Regions from separate parts of the Mus musculus genome. Here region 2 is linked to region 1. The links are chromatin contacts, found by POLR2A ChIA-PET in ENCODE. All regions are on one chromosome and are shown on one strand. Each heading gives the region's core, a stretch centred on a gene start or an enhancer-like site at or near the end of the contact. The rest is flanking DNA. Distances are from core to core; before and after follow the strand shown.

Evidence for each region. ChIA-PET counts read pairs that join two places held with the same protein, here RNA polymerase II (POLR2A).
Region 2: POLR2A ChIA-PET joins it to region 1 with 10 read pairs in embryonic stem cell. The contact joins the promoter of Tmem53 here to the promoter of Kif2c in region 1. POLR2A ChIA-PET finds 5 or more read pairs at or near these places in 3 of 5 experiments (Patski and embryonic stem cell).

The regions. Positions count from the first base shown.
Region 1 is chr4:117,180,019-117,187,650 of GRCm38, forward strand. It overlaps Kif2c (kinesin family member 2C), which reads right to left and starts at 2,606. Exons shown (of 20, transcript NM_134471.4): 1 at 2,413-2,606; 2 at 554-648. The coding sequence starts at 2,473.
Region 2 is chr4:117,248,050-117,255,681 of GRCm38, forward strand. It overlaps Tmem53 (transmembrane protein 53), which reads left to right and starts at 3,902. Exons shown (of 3, transcript NM_026837.3): 1 at 3,902-4,085. The coding sequence starts at 4,025. It overlaps Armh1 (armadillo-like helical domain containing 1), which reads right to left and starts at 3,868. Exons shown (of 13, transcript NM_001145637.1): 1 at 3,704-3,868.

The DNA of each region.
Region 1 (7,632 bases), core at 1,356-3,855:
TCACAATGCCTTCCTCCCATCCCTTTCCAGGCATTTTCCTGCTGCCATCGCCTGCTGAGTCTGCTCTGCCTGTGGCCAGTGCTGTCATTCTGCCCTCTGGCTGAGGCATGCCACCGTACTGCTTCAGCTAAGCCCTCACGATCCCTGCAAGTCCCAACCTGGAGCGGCTCTTACGATGCTCACCTGTGCCATCCATTAACAGCGGCTTTATGCCTTGAAGGCTTGTCAAAACCACACCTTCATTTCCTTTCCTGGGTTGCAGATTTTGTTACCCAAACTGACACTGGTACTGTGTACTCAGGACTCAAGCTTAGGTGAGTGGGCAGAGCCTTGGTTAGGGTTCGATGCAATTTGCTCTCCATAGACAAACCAGAAATGGCTAATTGCTTCAATTTAGAACATCTGACTAAAAGGAATCCCAATGTCTCCAGGGAGCACCATTTCTTAAGACTGGAGAGGATAGCACAGCATTAGGCTGGGCTGTCACCGGTTCACACAGATGCTCTGCACAGGATCATGGGAGATGCCACACAAGCATCCTCAGAGGACCTACCTCTTTGCCTTTTGTGGTACCTCCTTCGATCCATTCCACCGAAACACAGGATTTCTCCACGTTCACTGTGCTTATATTGGCGGGGTGAATTAAGCCTATGTATGAGAAGGTCAGAAGTTATCCATGTGTCTCCTAAGAACTTAAGTTTTTTTTAAGGTGTTCTTTTTTTTTTTTTGACTGCGCCACCACTGCCTGGCCAAACTTAAGTTTTTATTCTCCACTTTGCTTTTAGGATCCTAAAGACTTCAAATTTACATTTACCTCGGAAGGGAAATTTGTTTTGTTTTGTTTTTGTTTTTTTTTGTTTGTTTGTTTGTTTGTTTTTTCGAGACAGGGTTTCTCTGTGTAGCCCTGGCTGTCCTGGAGCTCACTTTGTAGACCAGGCTGGCCTCGAACTCAGAAATCCGCCTGCCTCTGCCTCCCGAGTGCTGAGATTAAAGGCGTGCGCCACCACGCCCGGCTTTGTTTTGTTTTTCAAGACAGGGTTTCTCTGTATAGCCCTGGCTGTCCTGAAACTTACTTTGTAGACCAGGCTGGCCTCGAACTCAGAAATCCGCCTGCCTCTGCCTCCCGAGTGCTGGGATTAAAGGCATGAGCCACCATGCCCGGCTCCGGAAGGGAAAATTTAATTCTCTTTTAAAAAATACAAACAGCCAGGCAGTGGTGGCCCTTGCCTTTAATCCCAATACATCAGGGATAGAGGCCTGAGGAGTTCTGTGAGTGAGGACAGCCTGGTCTACAACGTGAGTTCCAGGACAGACAGGGCTACACAGAGAAACCCTGTTGTCAAAGTGTAATTCCACTTCCAGAGGATTTCACAAAACACCAATGAACATAAAATAAAATAATAAATTTAAAAAGCAACAAACAAACAAAACACCAAAGAACTAGGCCTGTGATGGTGCATGCCTTTAATCCTAGCACTTGCAAAGTACAGTAGGTGGATCTCTGTGAGTTCGAGGTCAGCCTGATCTACAAAGCAAGTCCAGGTCCAAGGCCCTGTTACAGAGAAACTGTCTCAAAAAATAAAACAAAACACAAATGCTAGTTAGTAATTCTAGTGGGGTTCACCCTTAGACCATTCCACAGTGGAAGTGAACAGGGAATGGGCCTTAAACCCCAGCTCCATAGGATAAAATTGCATCACCGCTCCAACAGAATGAAGATTCATTTGAGCAAGTAAGTTACTACATTCCTTGGAGGAGCTATTCCTGAACACATCAGTAAAGAGCTGGACCGCTGGAGTTCCCTGGTCCATTTTTGGCAGTGGTTGGCTAGTCCATGAATGACCCGTTATTAGACCTGTAGAAATTGCTTAATAAAGACAGATGGTTGAGCCGGGCAGTGGTGGTGCAACGCCTTTAATCCCAGCCCTTGGGAGGCAGAGGCAGGGGATTTGTGAGTTCGAGGCCTGGTCTACAGGAGTTCCAGGACTACACAGAGAAACCCTTCCTTGAAAAACCAAAACAAACGCCAAAAAAAAAAAAAAAAAAAAAAAAAAGCCGGGCGTGGTAGTGCATGACCTTTAATCCCAGCACTCAGGAGGCCGAGGAAGCCGCGGGTCCAACAAAGCAAAACAGGTTCAGAGGAAATGCATCCAATCGCTATAACCTAGCTAGGCGCACCAATAACCGCAGACGTGCTCCGCCCACACTCAGAAAGCAGGCAAGGGACCCACAACCAAAGTAGCGTTTTCCTCCTGTGTAGGGGACACCGACTGCCAGTGTAGTGACATGGACCCCCTCAGTGTGGAATAAGGGAAAGTATCCCAAAGCTTTGCCACACGGAGATTCAGATAACCATCTTGGCAGTCTCACCGCTCTTGGGTCGTCCCCTTGGCCTCAAGACCCTGCCCTCACCATTGCTGCGTTGAATGTTGATGGAGAGACCAGGAAACAGGCGTGCGTGAAGCGACTCCATGGACTCAGGAACAACAACAGGCAACACAAATGAAAGAAGCTTGGAAACCACGACTCTGCTAATACTGCGCTGTGTTAACAACGCCTAAACCGCTGCAGTTTAAATCCCGCGCGCCAGCCTCCCTACAACGTCACCAGTGCGACGCACCGCAGAGCAATGTGGGATATGTAGTCTTGGTCTCCGACTTCCGGCGCGTGGCCGGGCTCCCGAGCTCTGAGACTGATGGGAAGGGTTTTTGGTTGGTTGGTTGGTTGTTTGGTTTTTTCGTTTGTTTGTTTTGTTTTGTTTTTCTAGCTCTTGCTGTCCTGGAACTCACTCTGTAAACCAGGCTGGCCTCGAACTCAGAAATCCGCTTGCCTCTGCCTCCCGAGTGCTGGGATTAAAGGCGTGCGCCACCACGCCCAGCTGATGGGAAGGTTTTATGGCTTCTGGCCTTACCCTCCCGCTACCAGGTCGAACTTCTGCCTTTATGTAAGACTAGGAAACTTATGTATAATGTTTCAGTGAGGGCCTTGTGATTCTACAGACAGGGGTTCAAATCCTGGTTTCTTGATGATTGCTTTCTCTTTGAAATGTATACAATATTTCGAAGACACCAATTAAAAATAGTCACATGCTAGTGCTAGACATAGTGCTAGATTGGGATAGTGGAATAAACAAGACGAATGGTTCCTGTCCGTGAAACTTTTTTTTTTTTTTTTTTCCTATTAGGAACACGGGGGAAGTCATACGGTGGTGACTCGAGCCTTTAATCCTACCACTAGAGAGAGGCAAATTTGACTTCGAAGTCAGTCTGGTCTACAGCCTGAGTTCCAGAATAGCCAAGATTACACAGGGAAACCCTTTCTAGAAAAACAAAACAAAACAGAACACAAGAGAAGCGGGGTATGGTAGATCATGCCTATAATCCTAGCTCCCTGTAGATGAAGAAAAGAGAATAATTTCAAAGCCAACCTTAGCTAAGCAGCATGTTTGAGGCCAGAGTGGGCTGTGTGAAACTGTCTCAAACAAACAAACAAACAAACAAAAAAAGATGCTGGCAATGAAAAGCAGCCTACAATGCCTAAATGCTGGAATTAGCATGAATCACCATACCTGATTTTTGTCATTATTTATAATGTCTTTTTGTTTCGTAGTACTAGGTATTAACTCCAGGACTTTGTGCATGTGCCACTACTGTCCGGCTTCTAGGGGAACGTTCTTACACTGAACCACATCATTACTGCCCCAGTATGCAGACCTATGCAGACCAAGAACCCCCACCGCCCCGCGGAGGATATGTATAGTGTAAATGGTGTCTAGCCCTTGGTCTATCCAACCTTGACAAGCCTGAAGACCTGAGTTTGATCTTCTGGACCTACATGGTAGGAGAATGAACTCCCCAAAGCCTCCACAAATGTGCCATGGCATGCACCACATACACACACACACATACTAAATAAACAAGTTAAATGTAGTTACATTAAAAACAAGAATAGTGCCAGGCTTGGTGGCACATGCCTTTAATCCCAGCACTCGGGAGGCAGAGGCAGGCAGATTTCTGAGTTCGAGGCCAGCCTGGTCTACAAAGTGAGTTCCAGGACAGCCAGGGCTATACAGAGAAACCCTGTCTCGAAAAACAAAACAAAACAAAAAACCCAAACCAAAACAAATACTCTTTGTTAGGGCTGGCGAGATAGGTCAGTGGTTAAGAGCGCTGACTACTCTTCCGAAGGTCCCGAGTTCAAATCTAATGAAATCTGATGCCCTCTTCTGGAGTGTCTGAAGACAACTACAGTGTACTTACATATAATAAATAAATAAATCTTAAAAAAAACAACAACCAAGAATAGCAACAGTGGAAGGAAGGACAGGGTATTGAGATGGCTCAGAGGGTAAAAGCCCTTGCTGCTGTGCTTGAGCCTGGAACACACAGGATGGAAAGAGAGAGCTAACCCCTGAAGGCTGTCATCCCTTTAACCTCATGCCGATGACGATGATGGTAAAGTTAAAATATAAAAGAAAACAACTTCTTGTCCATGAACATCTTAGACTGGCCTCTAACTCACAGTGTAGCAGAGTGACCTGTTTTCTTTGTTTTGTTTTTTGAGGCAGGGTCTTACTATGTAGCTCTGGCTGTGCTGAGTCTGTTATAGAACCTGATCTTCCAGAGCTCCTGAGTTCAATTCCCAGCAACCACATGATGGCTCACAACCATCTGTAATGGGGTCCAATGCTCTCTTCTGTTGTGCATGAAGACAGCGTACTCATATACATGAAATAAATAAATCTTAAAAAAAATTTAAACCTGGCCTTAAGACAGGGTCTTGTTATGGAGCAGACAACACGGGTCTCAGGAAAGCAGCAAATACCCTTATCAGCTGAGCCTTCTCTCCAGCCTCCTTTATTTTATATTTCTTTATTTATTTGTGTGTGCATGTGGGTGTGCTCCTATGAAGATCAGAGGGAAACTCTCAATAGTCAGTTCTCTCCTTCTAGTGTGCAGGTGCCAGGGATCAAGATCAAGTCTTCAGGCTGGGCGGCAAGTACCTTTATCTACTAAGTATCTGCCCCTCCTCCCCCTCCTCCTTCCCCTTCCCCTCTCAGGTTTCTCTGTGTAGCCCTGGCTGTCCTGGTGCTCACTCTGTAGACCAGGCTGGCCTGGAACTCAGCGATCTGCCTGCCTCTGCCTCCTGATCCTGGGATTAAAGGTGTGTACCACTGCCCAACTCCTTTCTTTTTAAAAATACATTTATTGGGGTTGGAGAGAGGGCTTTGCAGTTAAAGACACTAGTTACTCTTGCAGAGGACTTAGTTCCATTCCCATCACCCATCCAGCTACCTACAATCATTTGTAAATCCGATCCAGAGGATCAGGTATGCCCTCTTCTGACCTCTGATGGCACCATCTTGCATGGGATGCACAGTATAAAACACTCATATATACTGATAGGTAATCTTTGCCAATGTAATAAACCTACTCAAGCCAAATTAAAGCTGCTCTCACTGGTCCCAAGAAAGGAGACCAGGGAAGTTGCCAAGGGGAGAGAGACAGAGGGAGGAGGTTAGAGAAAGAGAAAGAACATGCACTTAGGAAGAGAGAAAAAATGCAGAGAGAGAGGGAGAGAGAGAGAGAGCGGGAACCACGATGTCTGGGTGATAGATTGAAGAACCTCTTGGTGAGAGGAAGTTTAGGGTTGGGGGGAGAGATTTGCCAGGTAGGGACTAAGGAATGCTGGGGTCACATGGAGGCCAGGTCTACTTTGGTGTGTAAAATATGCACCTCAGCCATTTGTCCTGGGTCTGAATCCCAACACACACAAAATAAACAAATATAAATAGTTTTCAAGAGTGTGTATTTGTGAGGGCATGGTAGCAAAGGCAGAGAGACAGGCAGCAGAGTAAAGCCAGCCTGGTCAATAGAGTGAGTTCCAGGCCAGCCAGGGTTACATAGCTAGACCCAGTCTCAAAATTTTTTAAAAAGAAAAAAATGAAAGAAAGAAAGAGAGAGAGAGAGAGAGGAAGAGAGAGGAAGAGAGGGAGGCAGGCAGGAGGGAGGGAGAGAGGGAGAGAGAGACAGAAACAGAGAACCAGCCCACTCTGTTAACATTTCTTCTAGGCTCTGCCCCACAGTTACCTGGCATCCAGGTGTGTCTGACTCACTATAAAAGGGGCTGCTTGCCACCTCCTCACTCTCTAATCCTCTTAATCTCTTACTCTCAGACCCTTCTCTCCCTGCCCTTTCTCCCTCTCTTTCTCCCTCCCCTTCTCCTCTCCCCTTCTCCCCCCCCCCCCCAGCCTTTCTCTGACTCTATTCCCTCTTCAATTCCCCTTCTCATGTCCTAAATAAACTCTGTTCCATACTATGGCTGGCACCTCAGGGAGAAGGAATTCCTCAGCATGGGCCCTCAGAGGCACCCCTGGTCTCTACCAAAACATATCCCGTTCTTTCTTTCTTTTTATAAAATACAACATACTCTTTTGGTGAAATATGCCTGTAATTTTCTCTCAGTGTTTTTATCTGAAACAGACATACAAAATGAAGATTTCCTTTGACGATATTTCATAAGAGAGATAGGGGTAGAGGGTGATGGACATCTATTAAGTTCCTCTCCTGTTGCAATGACAGCAGAGGTCATCAGATCAGTGGCTTTAGGGACATCCCAAGTAATATTCAGCAGGAGTTTGGCTCAGCTTTTTATTGTTGTTTTTGTTTGTTTTGAGACAGAGTTTTACTGTATAGCCCTGGCTGTCCTGGAACTCACTCTGTAGACCAGGCTGGCCTCAAACTTACAGAGATCCATCTGCCTCTTCCTTTGAGTGCTGGGTTCAAAGGTGTGCTCCACCACTGCCCTGCTTTCGTTTCTTCACCCACCTTCCTTCCTTCCTTCCTTCCTTTCTTTCTTTCTTTCTTTTTCTTTCTTTCTTCCTTCTTTTTCTTTCTCTCTCTCTTTCTCTCTTTCTCTCTTTCTCTCTTTCTTTCTTTCTTTCTTTCTTTCTTTCTTTCTTTCTTTCTTTCTTTCTCCAATTTTTTGGTTTGGTTAGAGTTAGACAGGGTCTTACTAGACAGCCATGGCTGTCTAAAACTCCATATGCAAACCAGACCAGGCTGGCCTCAGACTCAAAAAAAATACACCTGCCTGCCTCTACCTCATAATCCCGGGGATTAAGGGCATGTGCCGCCATGCCTTGCAGCGTTTTCAAAACAAAACAAAACTGTGGGAAGCCACATGTGCCGTTGCAGAGTGGCACTGACTACTGCTGGCCACCATGCATAAGTTTGGACAAACAACCAATGTATACATATGCAATAAAGTTTTTTGCAAAGACATTGCCTGGCCCGGGCATGATAATGAGGCTTTGAGAGTATAACCAATCAGATGTGAGACATGCAAATGAGGTATGATAATGAGGCTCTGTGAGGTACAGAGAGAGAGAGAGTAGCCAATCAGATGAGGAACATGCAGATGAGGCTTAGTGCATAACCAATCCGGGTGTGAGACACGCCTCTCCTAGGCCTATATAAGCAACACCAGTTCTGGGCTCGGGGTCTCTTCTTCTCGGCAATCAAGCTCTCTCAATAAACGTGTGCAGAAGGATCCTGGTGCAGCGTCGTTACTGCTGGCCAGTCCAGCGCACGCAAGACAAAACAAAACAAAACAAAACAGTATTTATATTTC
Region 2 (7,632 bases), core at 2,652-5,151, 69 kb after region 1:
GGGCCATCAGGGGTACCAGGAGTTCTTGGCTGTGCCTCTCTCAATGAATCGAAGATCAGTGAAGAGACGAGACCAAGAAGTGTTCTAGAGCTAGCTCCACAAGCAGGCCCCTCTCACAGTCTCCTGAGTCCTACTTATACTCCCTCCAAACATCATGCATCCTCAACCTTATGTCTCGCCTCAGCATGTGAGTCTATCGTAGCAAAACTCCAGTCTGTGTCAGCTGACATCACTCTGCCAATCAGCCTGAGTCCATGGACGCAAGAAGCAGCCAGCACACCACCAGAAGTTTCTTGGTGCATTTCTCTCTATGGAGCCTCAACAAATGGAGTTCAACTACGCAATGTAAGGAGCGACACATGAGTGTTGTTGGCGAAGAATCCTTCATCATTCGTCCTCTCTCATGCTTTAGCAGGACGTCCTTTCACCCGTGTCTGCTTTAGTGAAACACTTGTTCAGGTGTCTGCCCCAGCAAACCACCATCCCACACAACGGACTTTCCAAAGAGCCTTAGGTTTCCGCTTCACACGGGCCCCTCGTCCATCAGCGTCCATCAGCTTTCTGGTTTTGATGGTTTCCTTCACTGCTTAACCTCCCCTGAGATTCGTTGTCACGAGTTGGAAGCTTCGCTGGGTGAAGTCTTTCCTGAAGTCGCCACTCCCTTTAGTCTGATAAGCATCCAGTTTTTCTTTAATCTTTAAAAATCTCCTTGAGCATTGGACTTAGTTAGCTCCATTACACTGCCTGGTGCTCCTTTCCTTCTCCAGTTGGACATTTTGTATTTTTCTTTTCCTTTTAAAAAAAATTTCTAATTTAAGCCGGGCGTGGTGGCTCACGCCTTTAATCCCAGCACTGAGGAGGCAGAGGCAGGCGGATTTCTGAGTTCGAGGCCAGCCTGGTCTACAAAGTGAGTTCCAGGACAGCCAGGGCTACACAGAGAAACCCTGTCTTGAAAAACCAAAAAAAAAAAAAAATTCTAATTTATTTCAAAGATTTATTAATTGATTATATGTAAGTACACTGTAGAAGTCTTCAGACACTTTTTCTTCTCGCTCCAGTCCCAATTGCTCGCTGTAGCTGTCTTCAGACACCCCAGAAGAGGGCATCAGATCTCATTATGGATGGTTGTGAGCCACCATGTGGTTGCTGGGATTTGAACTCATGACCTCTGAAAGAGCTGTCAGTGCTCTTAACCCGCTGAGCCATCTCTCCAGCCCTATTCTGTATTTTTCTTGCTCAGTTTGCTCCCTTTCATTATAGATATAGTGTGACACGAGGCTGCCTTGAAATCTCCTCAGCCAATGCCATTAATCCAAAACTCTTCAGTTTAGCCTTAGGCAATTTTTTTTTGGGGGGGGGCGGACAAGGGCAGAAAGCAGCTACATTCTCTGCCAAAACATCACAAGAATGATCTCTAGGCCACACATAATATTCTCCTCTGAAACCTCTTGAATTTGGCCAGCATGATCTTCATTGCTCTCAGCACCAGTCTTCCAAACTCCTACTAGTGTGGTCCATTAAGGGTAGCTTAAAATATTCAACTGTTTTCCTAATCCAAAGTCCCAAAGTTCACACTGCACCCATAAGCAGCACAGTCAGGTCTCACCCAGCAAGACTCTGCCTCTTGGTACCAATTTCTGTCTTAGTCAATGTTCTATTGCTGTGAGGAGACACCATAACCATGGCAACTTTTATAAAGGAAATAATTTAATTGGGGCTGGCTTGCACTTTCAGAGGTCTAGTTCATTATCAGCATGGCGGGAACATGGTGGTATACAGTGAGGCATGGTGCTGGGAGGAGCTGAGAGTTTGACATCCAGACCCCACCACACTGGGTATCTTTATCTCTCTCCACCTTTTTACTCTTTTAAAAAAATATTATTTATGGTTATGGGGATGGAGAGATGGTTCAGCAGTTAAGAGCACTGACTGCTCTTCCAGAGGTCCTGAGTTCAACTCCCAGCAACCACATGGTGGCTCACAACCATCTGTAATGGGATCTGGTGCCCTCTTCTGGTGTGTCTGAAGAGAGTGACAGCGTACTCACATACATGAAATAAATAAATCTGTAAAAAGCATCACTGTTGTTACTGTGTGGATGATGTATTTGTGAGAGAGGGTATATGTATGGCACAGGACAAGCGCCGAGGGTCAAAGGTTAATGGTGTGGAGTTGGCTTTGTCCTCCCTCCTTTCTGTGACTTCACAGAGGGAGTGCAGGTCACCAGGCTTGCTCAGCAAGCACCTTTAGTCACTGAGCCATCTCACCATCACTTGTCATTTTTTTTTTTTTTTTTGAGGGATTTTCCACTGAATCTGGATCTTGCTGATTTGGCCAAAGTGACTGGCCAGCAAGTCTCTGGGATATGCCTGATTCTGCCTCCTCGGTTCTGGGAAAGCTGTGTGCCCCCCCACACCCCCCCCGCAGCTTTTTAAAAAAAGATTTATTTATTTATCATATCTAAGCGCACTGTAGCTGTCTTCAGACACCTCAGAAGAGGGCATCAGATCTCATTACAGATGGTTGTGAGCCACCATGTGGTTGCTGGGATTTGAATTCAGGACCTTCAAAAGAGCAGTCAGTGCTCTTAACCACTGAGTAATCTCTCCAGCCCCCCCCCCCCGCCCCCGAAGCCTTTATGTGTGTCCTGGGGGTCTAAGTTGGTTCCTCACACTAGCTCAGCCATCTCCCCAGTTACTCCTCAGCAGTGTAAAGTGAGAGTCCCCACGGTTGGGGGCCATATGCTTTCACATACCCAATTCCCCTGTGATTTTATCTTTTATCTCTTTGCTGGATCTCTCTCATCTGAACAAAAGCCTGTACCTCCTAGCGGTTGCCAGCGAATGACAAAATAACTTGCCTTGCAAGTGTTCCATCCCCCCTCTTTCTTTTAAGACAAGTCTCATGTAGCATAGGCTAGCCTGGAACTTGTTATGTAGCTGAGGATGGCTTGAAGCATTTAGACTCCTGGCTGGGATTCCAGGGACATACCACTATGCTGTCACCTCCCACTCACTCTCAAGCCACTGACTCTTTTGTTCACTGGAATGGCACTTGCAAAGGTTGCTAACAACTTCTTTGTAAATCCAGTGCCATCTTTGAGGTTTTATTTACCGTATTAATCATCAGCCCTCAATACTTTCCTCCTGGTTTCTGTCTCCTACACACCATACCCACTCATTCCCATCACCCAAATAGCTTCTTTTTCTGTTTATGTATGTATGCATGTATGTGTTTATTTATTTATTTTGGACAGGGTGTCTCTGTGTAGCCCTGGCTGTCCTGGAGATAGATCAGGATGGTCTCAAACTCACAGAGTTCAACTCCTCACAGCTGGAATTAAATGCATGCGCCATTATGCCCAGCTCAGAAAATATTTACTAAATGTAAGAAAGCTGTACTCCTGTACTCGTCTAAACTACTTGGACTCACACATGAAAGGCCATGTCTTATTACCCGAAGACCCCTTTCCAGTCAGGCAACCAGTCTCAACCCACAGGTTTAGAAGGACCCGTTGGCACGCGCCGCCTAACACTGTTTTGTTCGTTTTTTCTGCCTCCAGCCTGGGAACTGCTGCTGGCGATGGAGGTAGATGTAGTTAGAGGTGCAAGTTCAAGTTTTCTACCAAGTACCAGAAGACAAAGTTCTGAGATGCCCTCTGCAGACCCGTAATACTTCATTCAACTCTCCCACCGACTCTTACCTTCACAGGAGGGTGCGGTCGCTCCGAGAGCGCTGCCCCACTGACCAATACTTGATCCAAGATCAAGAGAGTCAGCCAATTGCTGGGGCCCAAAGACAGTAGGGGCGGGGCGCGGTTGCTAGGGCCGGGCTAGTGGGTGCCGCCCGAGGCGCGAAGCGACTCCCTGGTTGCTAGGCAGGGAGGTCACAGAGTGCGGCTCGGGGATTGGACAGCGCTGGGCGTGGGCGGGGAGGGGCGTGGCCCGGCGGCGTCCCGGCCCCGCCGAGGTGAAACTGCGGGAGTTCCGGCGGGAGGCCTGTGCTGAAGACCCGCACCTTCACCATGGCCTCGGCCGAGCTGGATTACAGCATCGAGATCCCGGATCAGCCCTGCTGGAGCCAGAGTATGGAGGGGGATTGGGAAGGTGACCTAACAGCGATGCCCCGCCCACCCTGCGGCCCGCCCTCCCTCGGCCCGCCCCCTTCGGGGGTCCCGCAGGGCTGGCTAGAGCTTGCGGGGCGCTCCCAGCCCCGCCCCCCGTGCCCCGCCCCCAGTCGACTGAGGGTCTTTCTGTTCCACAACAGGTTCTCAAGGTTCTGCTTCCCTTTGTAGCTGGAGGCCCTTCAAGGTTCATTCTAATTCTTTTGTTTTGGATTCTCGCTCCTCATTTGCAAGTGTGACTAGGCCCATCCTTCATTTTTGCAGAGGTTTGGATTCCTGGGGGAGCCTCTGGTCCTCAGAAAAGCCAAGGGACTCAGCAAGCCTAGTCCTGCCCTTCTCAGCTCACCCTGGCAGTGGTTAACAGAATGGTCGGTTAGGCCGGGTGGAATTCTGTTGAAATCCTATCCCTTTAGTAATTGGATGACCTTCGGCAAACTTTCAACTTTGAATTTTAGTTTTCCTGGAGCAAAGCTGAGGAAAAATTGCTGGTTGCACAACTGAGATTATTTGTGTAAAGGACTTGGCATGAATCCTGATGGAAGTAAGCTTAGTAGTTGGCATTTAAACTTAACGTGTGTGTGTGTGTGTGTGTGTGTGTGTGTTTAACCCTCCTAAGGCCATATCATTAAAAAAAGATGTGTGGGAGGCCTCCTAAGATTAGTAGCTTGTAAAGTAGTGTAAGTTGTTGGACCAGAGAATGGAAGGTTGTCCCTTTTGGAAACTGGGGCAGAGGAGGCTTGGAGTACAGGTCGGCCAATGCTGCTCTTTGGTGTTTCCAGTCCACTGCCCCGCACTTGTCCAGCTCATCATAAAGTTTAGCTAGGGGGTGCTTCCTTCAAAAGCCTCCCCAGAGCCAGGTGGTGGTGGCGCACACCTTTAATCCCAGCACTTGGGAGACAGAAGCAGGCGGTTTTCTGAGTTCGAGGCCAGCATGGTCTACAGAGTGAGTTCCAGTACAGCCAGGACTACACAGAGAAACCCTGTCTCAAAAAACCAAAAAACCAAAACCAAAAACAAAAAAAGTCTCCCCAGGCCTCCCTTCCTATGCCCTCCTGTCCCACTGTGTGTTTCTTGCTTGGAATCTATCTAGGATGGGGCAGGGGCCTCTCATCTCCTAAAGCACGAAGGAAGGACTGCCACTATCTGTTTCTCCCTAGAGGTGGATCGTTGGGCTTATAGATGTGAAAGGACTTTTGAAGAATTTTTGACAATAGCATTAGATGAAGTCAGTTACTATTTCTGTCTTGGCAGAACCATCAGCTGCAAAGGGCTGGTTCTCCATTCTGCAAGGCCAGGAGGGTAGGGACTCTCTCTCTCCCCACGTGGGTAGAGACAGTCTTATTTATTTAGGCAGGACTGGGGGATTGAACGCAGGGCCTCATGCGTGCTAAGGCAAGTGCTTTACCACTGTGTCATACTCAGCCCGCATTAACTTTGATTGCATATTTATTTATTTGTGTGTGTGCATGCACACCGTAGTGTATGTGCACAGGTCAGAGGACAGTTGGTAGCAGTTGGTTCTCTTTTCCTTCTGGGTGGGCTGGAGCGCTAGCTCAGGTCCTGTGCTTTGTCAGTAAGTGCTTCTCCCTGCTGAGCCGACTCACCAGCTCAGCCTTCCTTTTATGACAGTTGTCTTGACTGGCCTTGAACTTACTCTGTAGCCCAAACGAGCTTGAAATTGCCAATATCCTCTAATCTTTCCCAGTAGCTAACGTTCCAGGCCTGTTGTAGAAATTGTTAGAAAGCACTTCCTATTGAGCCACATTAGCCTCACATCCCTTCTGCTCAGTTCAGCTTTTGCTGTGTCCCTGCCTTGGGCTAGTTATTGGCACCTCAAGCGTTTCATGTTCAGATGCCATGCAGAGAGCTGTGGTTTTCTGGAGGGAGGGAATGTAGAAGCAGATGGTTTTGCAATGATGTGGATACTATCTAGAAAGTGAGCCTTCTTCCTCTCGAAGGGACAGCGTTCCTGCTTCCTCAAACCTTTCCTCCAAGAGGAAGTTCCTCCAGGGCTCACGGTTGTTTCCACTGCTTCCCTCTCATGGTGCATGCTCCAGACTTAAGCCAGAGGTGATGGAATGTTTCCTTAACCCTAACCCTAACCCTGACCCCAGGTGCACTGTGGGCTCTGAAACCTCTGGCTTCTCCTCTGCAGAGAGCTCCTCTACAGGTTTGCCTGGCTACACAGAATGACTTTCCTGGAAGGCTGGGGGCAGAGACTGCCCTTCCTCTGTGGTTAGTGTTTACTGAGGAAGTGTGTAGGACTGTCAGTCATATTTCGGTTTGGGAACTGCCTCCCTCCCAATAGGAAGTCAAAGCCACAGAGTCAAGCTCTGCACTGAATTGGCAGCAAGGTGAGCAGCCAGTGGAGCGGTGGGCTGCAGTAATTTGGAGCCCTGGGCTTTGTGGGTCAGGCTGGGCAGACTGTCTTCCCACACCCCACTGACCCTGCAGAATTCATAGAGAATCTCACAGCAGGAATCTCATCCTCTGATTTGGCCGTCACACAGGCGACTTGAGGGGGTTCAGGCTTTATTGCGGGCCTTCCTTTTGTCTGTTACTGGCAAGGGTTAAGTAATGTAGCCCTATCATTACGCCCAGGAAGTTATTGCTGGCACCAGGGAGCAGTGCTGGGTCCCCACCATCGTGAGGGGCCTGTGTTGAAGGGGTAGAGCTTCCAAGGGCTGGCAGGTCCCTGGCCAACAGCAGAAAGTGCCAAAGGAAAGGCACTGGAAGAGAACCAAGGAGGGAGGAGCTGCAGAGGGCAGGAGCCTAAGAGAGACTGCGGAGAGTTCTGCACAGTGGAGAGTCAAGGAACTCAAGAGGTGGCCAGGTATAAAGGCATAGCATAGAGGAAGCTGAGGCAGGAGGATTGCAGTTTCAAGGTTAGTCTGAGCACGACTCTGTCTCAAAAGAAAAGGAAGGAAGGAAGGAAGGAAGGAAGGTGGATATATGGAAGGGACAGTTAATATTTGTTCCTCTTCTTACCTGCAGACCCCAAGGGCTGCTGTGACTGCCACTTTCTTCCAAAGTGTTCCATTCACTTATTTTAAAACCACTGAACCTAGCCAGGTGTGGAGGTGCACACCTTTAATCCTGGTGCTTGTGAGGCAGAGGTAGGCGGATCTCTGACTTAGAGGCCAGCCTGGTTTACAGAACAAGTTTCAGGACAGCCAAGACTACGTAGAGAAGCCCTGTCTCAAAAACACCAAAAAGCAAAACAAAACAACACAACACTGAACACTTCATGTATCTCCTGTCCTCTTTGTGCAGGGGCCAAGCAGACTTCTCTGTGATCGGTCTAGTTTCAGTGTTGTTGAAGCACAAATTTTACTGATTTTTGAATTCTCATACCTCTTCTTTCATCCATTAACAAGCCAATTAAAACCTCTTTCCTAGCTGGGTGGTGGTGGCGCACACCTTTAATCCCTGTGCACTCGGGAGGCAGAGGCAGATGGACCTCTGTGAGTTTGAGGCCAGCCTGGTCTACAAAGTGAGTTCCAGGACAA